2 separate regions of the Mus musculus genome follow, and region 2 is linked to region 1. The links are chromatin contacts, found by Hi-C or POLR2A ChIA-PET in ENCODE. All regions are on one chromosome and are shown on one strand. Each heading gives the region's core, a stretch centred on a gene start or an enhancer-like site at or near the end of the contact. The rest is flanking DNA. Distances are from core to core; before and after follow the strand shown.

The links. A loop is a pair of places that touch in the nucleus more often than their neighbours do. ChIA-PET counts read pairs that join two places held with the same protein, here RNA polymerase II (POLR2A).
Region 2: a map of heart shows a loop between it and region 1 (2.0-fold over the local background). The contact joins the enhancer-like site here to the promoter of Dip2c in region 1. A Hi-C loop is called at or near these places in 1 of 37 maps with a recorded cell type or tissue (heart). POLR2A ChIA-PET finds 5 or more read pairs at or near these places in 1 of 5 experiments (embryonic stem cell).

Annotation. Positions count from the first base shown.
Region 1 is chr13:9,274,570-9,280,443 of GRCm38, reverse strand. It overlaps Dip2c (disco interacting protein 2 homolog C), which reads right to left and starts at 3,919. Exons shown (of 37, transcript NM_001081426.2): 1 at 3,378-3,919. The coding sequence starts at 3,462.
Region 2 is chr13:9,311,538-9,317,503 of GRCm38, reverse strand. All of the region lies in intron 1 of Dip2c (disco interacting protein 2 homolog C), which reads right to left. Among named protein-coding and RNA genes, the nearest start is that of Dip2c, 38 kb to the right of the region's middle. Within about 2 kb of position 3,175, at least 1 of the 3 ENCODE cell types and tissues checked has a DNase peak (open chromatin) inside an H3K27ac peak, as active enhancers do.

The DNA.
Region 1 (5,874 bases), core at 2,670-5,169:
CAGGAATGGCTTTTTCCCCAGCTCATGTCCAGACTCAAGTGTCTAAACAGATCCAAGATCCTGGCCCCACACCAGTGAATATATTCACACATGTAGGCCCAGGGCTGTCTGAATCAATATAAGAAGCTGCACACTACACCTCCTGCAAAAACCTCTTGGGTTTTACTGACAAGACTCTATAATGGCAAACAAAGCCTAGCTTTTCTCAGTGAAGGAAGCACTGGGCAGTGACAGAGGCTAGAGAAAGAGCAAAGGCACAATAAAGCAGGAAGGTTAAAACAAACAAAAAACCTGCAGCCAAGTTACCAATGGACAAATCCTTATCAAACAAACAATAACTTGATCAAATAAAAATAGCATCAGTATATATAACAGCACCCCAGTAGATGGTACAGACCCAAAGTGAACCAATGTATAGAAATCTAGGTAATCTACAACTCATTTAGGCTGGTAGCTGATATAAAAACTTTAATAGTCTGGTCATTTTTTTTTCAATGTATGTCATTAAAATGGAATTTTCTTTTATTCTCCTCTTAGAAAATGAGCCCTGGAAATTCCACAGATTTTCCTGTAACACTTTCTGATATTCTGATAGTTGAATAAATAAAATAACCAACTCTTCTGTTTGTTTCTTTTTTGAGACAGAGTCTCACTATGTAGCTCTGGCTGGCCTGGAACCTGCTACAAAGACCAGGCTGGCCTAGAATTCAGAGAACTGCTTGTCTCCTGAGCACGGGGATTAAAGGCATGTACAGACAAGGAACTTAACTCTTTCCATATAGATTTTGGTGGACAATATACTGGGAAGCAGTACACTGCAATAATTTGACAGTAAAAGTCATCCTAAGTTTTCACTTTGAAACTGGGTATGTTGGGATTTTTTTCTCCCAGTTAGGCAAGGTAAAGAGACCCAGAGATTCTTGATCTTCACCTCCTAGGTTTCTATACTAGAATAGCAGCAATACTAGAAAACAAATTGATTCATCTCTTCCAGGAAAACAATCCCCTTGGTTACAAGACATGGAATTTCAAATGGTTTTTTGTAAATCACAATCAAAACTCAACAATGACAAAGCCACACTTTATAATAAAGTCAAAGGTAGCACAGCTAATACATAGATGGGAGGTGGGGGCTGGGAGAAGAGCAGGTTCCAAGGAGTAGCAGAAGCTGAACACAGTGACAAAAGGCTTTTTTTTTTCTTTTCTTCTTTTCTTTTCTTTTCTTTTCTATTCTATTCTTTTTGTAATTCTTAAAAGTTTAGGTCAGGTCTCAACATAGCTCATATAGAAAAAGAAAATAGAAAAGGACTTCCTGAATACAAATATATGTACACACTTCTCTAAGCCCACCCATTCACCAAGAAACTCATTGAGTCCTCTAAGTTCTATACAGACACAAGGTGCTCACAGGGAGTTAAGCTAAGTACACCTCATCTAAAGTGGTTTTCCATACTTCTCTGGGCAACACTCACTCTTCAAGAGTGATCGATCATGACAGGTGACCGCTGTTACCTAAAAACAAAACAGACAGCTACTCTCAACAAGAGGAGAGCAGGATATGTGGCTCCAGGCATTATGTGAGGCTTTGAGAGTAAATGTGAATTGACTTCCTAGTAGGCAGGGAGATTCAGACCCTGCGGAAAGGGCTCAATGCAGGTTCAGATGGCTTCTCACTTTTCAAGTATGGGTGGGCAGAGACACATCACATTAACATAGTGCAGATAGCAGAGGTGCTTGCTTTGAGTGAGAACATGAATGGGAAGGGGTGCTTTCAATACAGGATGCAGACGATAAAACAGCGCTGGTAAGCTGAAGAAGACAGTCTATCTCAAGTCTAACAAAACACAAATGTTTCTTTATAGTTACTTACTAGAAATACACTGTCCACACTGCATACCTCATCTTCCAGTTTAAATCTAAAGAATTCAGCCCTGCCCTTTCTGCCTGTGGAAGGGTGATGCTCTCTCTTATCTCTAGATGGTCAGAACTGAGGCAGGAAGCACAGTCTGGGACACATTATCTTTTCCTCCATTGGAGCTTCCCAGGGACTGCTTCCAAAACACCTTGGAGAACCCCAAATTCGGGATAAAGAAAATGTCTAATCTATGAGAATCTGATAACAGAAGCAACACTTACAGCCACCTGGTTTACTCTCCACCCTGCAAGTGTTAAAAGGGAAAACGTAAAGTCAACGTCAGCTCCTCCCCATGATGAAAACTGGCACGAATGAATTTACGTTCTGGCTGCTGGCCCTCACAAATCGTTACCAAAAAAAAAAAAAGTTTACCATGCTAAACTGCTCCAAATATTAACTCAAGAGAGACGACAGGCCATTTCCACACCACTAAGCTGTAGTCTTCTCAATGAGTGGGATGACCGCTAAATATTTATTACTAGACACATTTTGGAACTTTAGTGGAGGAAAAAGGAAAAAAGAACCTACAAAACCCAAGCTGAAACTTATGACAGTTGAGCACATGATGTCCACCATGAAGAGCAAAGACGAAAGCGTATATAACACTCCGTGAAATCACAGCAGAGCAGCCGCAAAGTCTCAATGTCTCTATCCGGCACGATGGGAAGGAGGCATCCAACCTGGCCTGAGGGGGGAGGTTTTAGGGCTCTAACTCAACCAGCTCGTCACAAACACGCCGGAACAATAGTACTACTATCTTCCTCCCGCTGACAGGACCGTGTGCCTGCAGCCTCAGGGGGATCCAATCCCGAAGTCCACTGACAAGTTTCGCATTAAAATCAGGCCATTCAGAGGCCGTCCCCAAGCAGGGAGCGTGGAAGCATGTGCTGTGCTGGTGCTGGTGGTGCTGCTGGTGCATGTGGTGGTGGTGATGATGGTGGTGGTGGTGGTGGTGGTGGTGGTGGTGGTACTGCAGCTGCATCAAGGACGCAGCGCCTCTCCATTAGGGAAGAGCGCACATCCCCACCAAGGCCATTTCCCCCGCAGCCCTAAAGGTTGCTCCATCTTGCTTCGTAGCCGGGAGCCCCGGGCCCAGCCGCAGCGCGCAGGGGGCATCGCGGCTGCACCGTGCCAGTTGAGCCTGGAGGGCGGGGGCCGCGGCACGCACACGCGCGCGCGTGCACACACACACATACACACGCACACACACTACACACACACACACACACACACACACACACAAGCACGCGCGCACACAAGCACATGCACACACATGCACCCTCCCCGGGGCCACCACACGGGGCCCGGGCCAGGGTCAGGGCCGGGGCCCCGCCACCCCGAGGCCCGGCGCGCGCCCTCCCCGGAGTGACAGCACGGCCCGGCCCGCGGGGCCCCGAGCGCGCTCCAGAGAAGCGGTGTCCCGGCCCGGCCCGGGCGCGGGGCTAAGGGGGGTTGCTGTTACCTTCCGACAGCTCCAGCTCCAGCTCGGCCAGCCGGGCCCTCACCTCCAACGGGAGAGCCATGCCTTCCAGGCTGCGGTCCGCCATGCTCGCCGCAGACGCCTCCGCCCTGCCGGCCTCCTCTTTGTTCGCCGACGGAGGGCTCCTCAGCGGCCGCCACTCGAACCCGGAGGAGCCGCACTGAGGAGGCGGCGGCGGGCGGGCGGGAGCGGGAGGCCGGGCGGCGGCGGGCAGGCGCGCGGGGATTTTCTCCTTAGCCTCCTCAGCCTCGTCAGTCTCCTCAGCGCCTCCTCAGTCTCCTCAGCGCCTCGTCAGCCTCCTCAGCGTCTCCTCAGCGCCTCCTCAGTGCCTCGTCAGTCTCCTCAGCCTCCTCAGCGCGGCCCCGACCCTGGCGGTGGCCTCGCGCCCGGCTCTCTGCGCGCCTCCCCCAGCCGCGGGCTCCGGCCCCGCTCGGCCGGCACCGGATCACGGGCCCGCCCGCGGTCACGGCCACAGGGCTCTCGAGCTGCTCCGCGGCCGCCCTGCCCCGGCGGGAGCGAGCGCCGCTGCGCGCGCACCGGGCAACAAGAAGGCGCGCGCGGAGGGTGGGAGCGCGCGGACGTGCCACGGCGGCGCGCGCTCAGGGGGGCGGGGCCTCCAGCGAGTACTTCGAGAGCGCGCTCGTGGGACAGTGGTGCATTTGGCCTTAGGAGGGGGTCTTCCCAACCCTGAGGCTTAGTTAGGCTCCTCAAGACTCAAGGAGAAAAATAAAGAAGGCATTCGGAAGCACACCCTAGCCTGCTTGTTAAAACTTCAAATGTTCTGGATCATCGAGGGCTGATTTTTTTAAAATACTTTTAAGAGGAAAAAATAATTAAAAAAAAAAAACAAAACAGCATGAGACATAGATTGAGTCCTAGGTTTGAAGTTTAAAAGCATGGATCTAGAACAGACTACTATATGACCTTGAAACACACAATGTTTTGTCTAGACTTCATTTTTCCCATCCGTGGAAATAAATCAAGGTAGGTTGGGTCTGTCACACACTGTCCAGCCTAAGGAGTCTTCAGCAAGTGTCTTCTCCCTCACATCCTACAATATCATCCCCTGCTTTTCTTCTACCTCTTGTGAATTTTTTTCCCTTTGGTCATCGCCTGTGATGGTATCAATGTCTATTCTGAATGGCTGATACGGAGTCTGACTATTTGGGGGCATTCTCGCATGGCCAGCTGTCTCCAGAGTAATCTCACCTAGCTGCCCCTGAAGCCCCAAACACCACAAAACCAAAGTAAAAACAGCATCTCCTAACATTAAACATCCACCTGCTTCTTAAAGCATTTTATTAACTCTTTGAGAATCTCCTACAATGTATCCCTTAGCTCCTCCCAGAGTCATCCCCACCTCTCTACTATCCCAATTTTATGTCTATTATTATTATTATTATTATTATTCAATAACCTATGGACTCCAATTTGTTCTGCTCAAATATTTCAGGATGGCTGATCTCACAGGAGGCACATCCTTATGGAAAAAAATAATAAAAAACTGACTCTCCCTCCCCGAGAAGCCATCAACTGGCCATAGGGATAGGAGCTCATTAGCCCTTTGCTATGGCATGCTAGAATGTTAACTGCCTTCATCCTGTGCTGGCAACCATAGCTTCTGTGAGTTTGTGAGTCCAGAGGTATTGTCGTGTCCAGAAGACAGTTTTGTTCCCAGTTTTCCTCAACCTCTGACTATTACAATCTTTCTACTCCGTCTTCTGTGATGGTCTCTGAGCTTCGGGTGTGGGGTTATGATACAGACGCCCTATTTGTGACTGAGCACTCTACTGACATCTATTCTCTCCACTTTGATCAGTTGTGAGTTTCTGTGTCAACCACTACACAAAGAAATTCCTCTGATGAGGTCGGAAGTCTGCACTAGTCTGTGGGTAGAGAAATACAAATTTAGAGGGCAGTTTGATGCCTCGTCCCTTTAGCGGAGTAGTAATAGTAGGTTAGGTTCACTCCTACCTATGATCTCCCCAGCCAGATTTGCAGTACCAGGCATATGTTTCCTCCTGTGAGGCAGGTCTGAAATCCAATCAGACAGCAGTTGTGAAAGCATATGACCTTGATCTTCACACATAGTATTAATATCATTCAGGTTATTATTGCAGGGTTCATAGATGGTTAAAACTGTTAAACACACACATCCACAGCCTGCATAGCACCTTCCAGTACCAAGCAAGACAGCCAACAAAGAAGAAACTTACTGATTAGCATTGATGGATTCTGCCATGTCCTATGAATAATGTGTACGGTGCCTTCGGCCTTAGGGTCTTACCCATCACCCACCTGCTTTTATCAGCTACTAGTGTTTTCCTAATTATCTAGGCTAAAGTCACCCTGGCTTCTCTACCTTCCTTTATCTTCACACAACTTTTGCTTCTCAGTCCCCTCAAATGTATCCCACAAAAACACTGATGGTCTGCTTCCTTCCCATGCCTGCAAACACTGTTTCTAGTCCCCATGCTTC
Region 2 (5,966 bases), core at 1,926-4,425, 38 kb before region 1:
ATCTGAACTCTGAAGGGAGAGGTTTCATGGAGAGCTCCCATTTAGACTATATGAAATGTGTGAAATCTTTCTATATAAGAAGAAAATCAATTGTTTTACCAAGCCCATTTGGAAGAAACACTTTTGGTTTTGCCCCCTTCTTCCTTTCTGGAAGTCCTATATCATCCAGTGTGGAAGAGGAAGGAGTTGCTAACTTCTAGTAGACTGCGCAAGAGAACTACTGGTGAAAATGCTGAAACCACGACCATAGAGGTTGCTGAGCAAGTGTGCAAACTTCTGTACAAACACAGTGGCCACTGGATATCAAGTAAAATTCAAAAAAAGAAAAAAGAAGTAAGAAAAAAATCTAGAAATACTATTCTTACCTTAGACCTTTTCTTCACTAATTCTATTCAGAAAAATAGCGTTACATCTAAGTGTACCATTGCTTTGCAGCACATTATAAACACACTAAACAGAAAAGGAAATTTAGGTAGTATTTGTTGCCCAAAGCCTGTGTCCAGTTAAGCTATTCTAGTGGGATTTATGTTCCCTGAGAAGTAATTTTGAGTTTTCTGTCTCTGAGAGATACTAGCAACAAAATTCCAGAAGGAAGTGTCTTCTAGCACCCCAGTCCTGTTGTTGGAATGGTGACCTCCCCACACTCAGGAGAGAGAAGCACACTGGAGACACAAACAGTCACACACTGGACAGCTCGAACACAGAGGGTGATTTCCTTTCCTGTCCCTTTGTTAGTGGCAGTCACCTTGAGAATGCATTTTGCCATAATCAGCATATAGTGACAACAGCATCATGCAATGTTTTCAAGGTCAGGTGACTACAATGTTCAGGTCTGTGGACTACCCTAATTTTACAATAACTATACATGGCTAGACCAACATAAGTGACACATCACATGACTTATAAATGTCTTTGAGTATAACAAGGCTATTGTCACCATCTTACAAGGCAAATAAGGGTCCCTGTAGCCACTTCTGCCATGTGCCCTTTCTGGTCCCCACTGCCACAGCTAGTGGTGACTCAGAACTGTTCCTGAGGTCTAATGATCAATAAAGTCCTTTCTCTACCAACTTGGGCTCAAAGCCAAGAGAGAGCCAGTAGCCTTTCATCCACCTTACCAGCTGGGTACTTCAGAAAGCTGGACCTCAGAAGCAGAGCCTGTACCTGGGGCTACAAACAGAGATGGGGCAGCTTTGAGTCTTTCTGGTCCCTGAGCTGGACACCTTCTATATTTTGATGCTTGGAACTAAGCTTCTGATTTCATACTAATTCTTCTGCCTAATTTAGTTTGAGTTGTTTACTGTAATTTGCAACCAGGATCCTATCCAATTCATACATGGACTCCAGATGTCCTTAGGCCCTGGTGAACTGTAGACAGGACCCAGCACCACTTTGACTAAGATGTTCTGCTTTTGCTCTAACTCATACAAGATCTGTAACAGTCTGCAAAGAGTCCTCTTAAAATATCTGTGGCTATGGGCAGTTACAGGTGTGCTCTGGAACAAATCTGAAGGTATACAGCCTATAGCTCCAACACTTCTTTCTATGGTTTATAGCTAGTACCTTCTGCAAATATCCATTATCTCTTTCAGCTCCTTTTCTCAAAATCAATAGAAGCTTTTCTTTTCTGTCTCAGCTCCACCTGCCTTTACAGCCTTTACACAGCTCATTCGTCTCTCCCACAGTCCAGCCAAGTTCATGTATCAAAGGACATCCACCAGGGCCTCTTGGTGGGCTTTCCCCTGCACTACTAAAGAGCTAGACCACAACCTCCATAAGTATCCATAATGATTATCATTTCCTGTCTTGAATCATGGATCACACCACATAATGGTTTTCAGTTCTTATCTGCTTCTCCACCAAGGTGTACTCCTCACCAGCAGTGATCTTATTTCCCAACATAGTAACTACATGAGAAAGATATATCACTAAGTATTGTAGAATGACCAAATGACTGAAAAAATTCATCTCCAAAGTATGAAAGGGCAGAAAACAGAAAAAAAAAAGTACAATTACAACTTTATGGTAGTAAGTATCCACACTTCAGAGCCAGGTATGGTATATATAATTCTAGCACTTGGGAAGCTAAGGCAAGAGAGCTGTCTTGAGTTTTAGCCTGGAGTACACAATAAACTCAAGACTATTCTGAGCTACATAGCAATACCCTATCTTGAAAACAAAGGCTAACAAACACATCTACAATTTTAATTTTTGTTCCAATGTCCTTTAGTAAAATATACTTCTAGTAATTACTTCATGTAAAATACAGATTAGACTATATACCTCTGAAAGCATTTTTCTAAAATAAGTTCTTATGTTTTAAGAATTGTCTGTGTCTGTGTCTGTGTGTGTGTGTGTGTGTGTGTGTGTGTGTGTGTGTGTGTGTGTGTGTGCTTGCGCGCATGGTATGTGCCATGTGTGTGGCATGCCCAAGAGTCCAGAATAGTGTATTGGATCCCTTGGAGCTCAGTTAGAGGCAGTTGTGAATCACCCAACGGGAGTGCTGGAAAACTGAACTTGGTTATTCTCCAAAAGCAGCAGTAAGTGCTCTTAACTGCTGAGCCATCTCTCCAGCCCTTTGAAAGCATCTAAATGTTTACTTTGAATATTTGCCCAAATGAATTCACACCTTAAAGCTGTTCCTCATCCTGAACCTGTGGGACTCCTAAGTACCAACCCTGATACAGCCTACTGAAGCAGGCTAAATAGATGAACGGCCAGAAAAGACAGGCTGTGGTCCCCACTCCTGGGAAATCTATTCATCATTAGCAATGACAGCATCACAAAAGGAAACTTAGGACAAAAACATAAAGGAAAGCTATATAGAAAAAATAACCTATTGGTAAAACATGAGGTCAAATTACAACCTGAGCTAGCTAGACCTCCTTTTTAACACTCAGCATAGCTAATAGAATAAAAAAATAAAATAAAACACCTAGGCAACAGCTGGCCACGATGCTCCTGCCTAAGACCCCAGCCATTAGAAAGCCAGAGCAGGAAAACTGTGACTTCAATCCAGCCTGAGCTATACAGTGAAAACCCAGACCAGACATAGTGAGATGTTGTTTCAAAATAATAATTTTTAAAAGCTTAAGCAGTATCAACTTTAATAAACTGGCACATGCATTCCCCTGTACAAAGATTGCCACTGGCTGTGGGCCAAAATGCTCTTGACAAACAGCCTGACCACATTCCCAAACCCTGTGAGACTGAGGACCCAGTAATAGAACATGAAGTATGTCACCCTCAAGCCTGACAAAGACCTTCCCAACTCTCTTCCACCACCGCTGTAGGTTGAGACAGAGTGGCCCATAGTGCCCCTTGCTAAGGCTGCAGAGCAGCTGGGCTCAATCTTAGCTTGAATAATTTGCTTTAAAAAATAAAATAGTACCAAGAGCTTTGTCTATCCACTCAACCTGCCCCCCTTACTTGTAATCGCCCCCCCCCCCCAAAAAACCCTAAGGGATGGGGTTATGGCACTGTAGGTGTTTCATGATCATGGATGAAGGATTAAGTTTGGACTGCAGCGCCTACATTTAAAATAATAATAATAATAATAATAATAATAATAATAATAATGCATATTAAGTATGCTTGTAACACCAGCATTTCAGAGCAGAGTTCCTGAAAGCTCTAAGGCCAGCCTAACTGACATAGCAAGCTTCCAGTTCAGTGAGAGACAAGATACTAAAGCAGTGAGCAATAAAAGGAAACATTTGAGATTCTGGTCTAGCCTCCATACACACATACAAGGCCCTTGAGAGAGCACAGGCACACCACCCCTGCATCTTTCTACATATTTTCTATTCTTGTTAATGCAAAAGCATGCTTGCTCTACTACAGCCCACTACATAAGTGCTTTGATTCTCCTCACCACACATTTGTCAGCATCTTTCCTGACGATGCAGATCTTGTTTTGTTGTTTTGCTTTGTTTTGTTTTGTTGGTTTTTCGAGACAGGGTTTCTCTGTATAGCCCTGGATGTCCTGGAACTCACTCTGTAGACCAGGCTGGCCTCCAACTCAGGAATCGGCCTGCCTCTGCCTCCCAAGTGCTGGGATTAAAGGCGTGCACCACCACTGCCCGGCAGCAGATCTCGTTAATACAATAGGAGATATGGCTCCACTACATTTAACTAGCAATGCTTAGCACTTGGCCATCAGAGCCTTGAATCTACGCTCAAATGCCAGAACAGTTCTAGAGAAAGAATCCTGGTAGGTGTGTCCTCATTGCCTGCCCTGAAAATAAGGCATATATTCAGGACTGTATCCAAAATTGTCAAACAGAAAACCCTAAGAAAGCCATAAATTCTTTGTATGGTTGCTACTTTTCCTAACACATGACCTTCTTGCTAACTATAGCTGTCTTCCTCTGTCACTCTGTATTTGTTGACAACAGGAAAAGTAGAGCCAAAAAGGGGAAAGGTTAACTCCTCCCTTAACACCAGCATGAGACCATCTCTATTCTTCATCTTCACATTATAAATCATTTGAGATGGATTATAGACCAATAAAAACTCAGGGAAAGGAAGAGCTTTTTCAACTGCTTCATAGTCAAACATTATACTTTGTAGCTATGGAAACTGTTTTCTACTAATATAAATGATTAACACGCCTCCTCAGGATAAGTTCAATACACAGACTTCATTGCCACAATATTTTAATTTCACTTCCTTAGGATGTGATCCATTGGTGAGTTGGAAATTTGGCTTTAGCACTGATAAGTTATTTCTCCACCAGTGAAATAAGCAAATTCAAGCCAGATTAGATTATATTAAACACAGGTTTATTGGGAAACTGCTCTCTGGCAAGTTCACTAGCCCAAGGACGGAGGCCAGGGAAGTCACCATGGGGAGGGAGAAAGAGGGGAAGGGGAAGAGGAAGACACACGTCTGTGCAAGAGAGAAAAAGAAGGGAGGGAGGGAGGGAGGAAGGGAGGAAGGGAGGAAGGGAGGAAGGGAGGAAGGGAGGAAGAGAGAGAGACAGAGACAGAGAGAGACAGAGAGACAGAGAACGAGAACACCAAAATGTCTGGATTATGTAGGGAAGAGCCTCTGGAGGAAGGTTGGAAATGGTATGTATGCCAAGTAGGGACTGAGAGATGCTGGGAGAACCTGGAAATCAGGTCTGCTTTGGTACACAAAATATGGGCCTCAGCTCTGGGTCTGAAATCTTAATAAGCATCTCAGTTCATATTGAATATTTCTAGGCTTAGGATATACATCATTGACATCTCATATTTAAAACCATTCACTTATGACTAGAAAATATCTTTGTTACCTAGAAAACAAAATACCCACTCCTCAAAACAGGTATGCAAGATCTGATATGCCATCTCTACAGCTAGTAAGTCATGTGCGTGTAACCCACACTATGGACAAACTCAATTAATTTCTCTAATGTCATTTGGGAGACCACTGCAATTTCTCCAGTTTCCCAAACAGCAATATGCCAGATATGTTGACCGTCAGATCCTGGGTCTGGGGCCAGGATACAGAAATGATACACAGAAAGCCAAGGGCTGTTTGCCCAGGTGAGTGCCACATGTCCCTGCATATCTCCAAACACACATGCATCCACATTGTGCAGTCCTGAGCCTTCCCTGGGCTTTATTAACTTAACAAAGTGAGGAAAGACCCCTGCCATGTGAAGCAGGTAGGAGAAATGCCCTGCATGCAAATGCAGCCAGCTCTGAATATTCTTTAATATAAGCCTGACACATACTCCACAAGTCCACTCCCCAGAGGCTACTGGGACTAGAGTGCATTTTCCTTCCAGTATAAGGCAGCTTTGAGCTGAAATGCTTGGTAAGGAAAGGGAATCAGCCTCTGGTAGTTGCTTGTAGGGAGACACAATGTAGCAGGACATGTGACTGGGCTACTGTCCATCAACCATAAATAGGAGCTTGCCAGAAAATATGTTGATGGGGTAAATTCATGAAACCACCAGAATTCCAACAGCAAGTAAC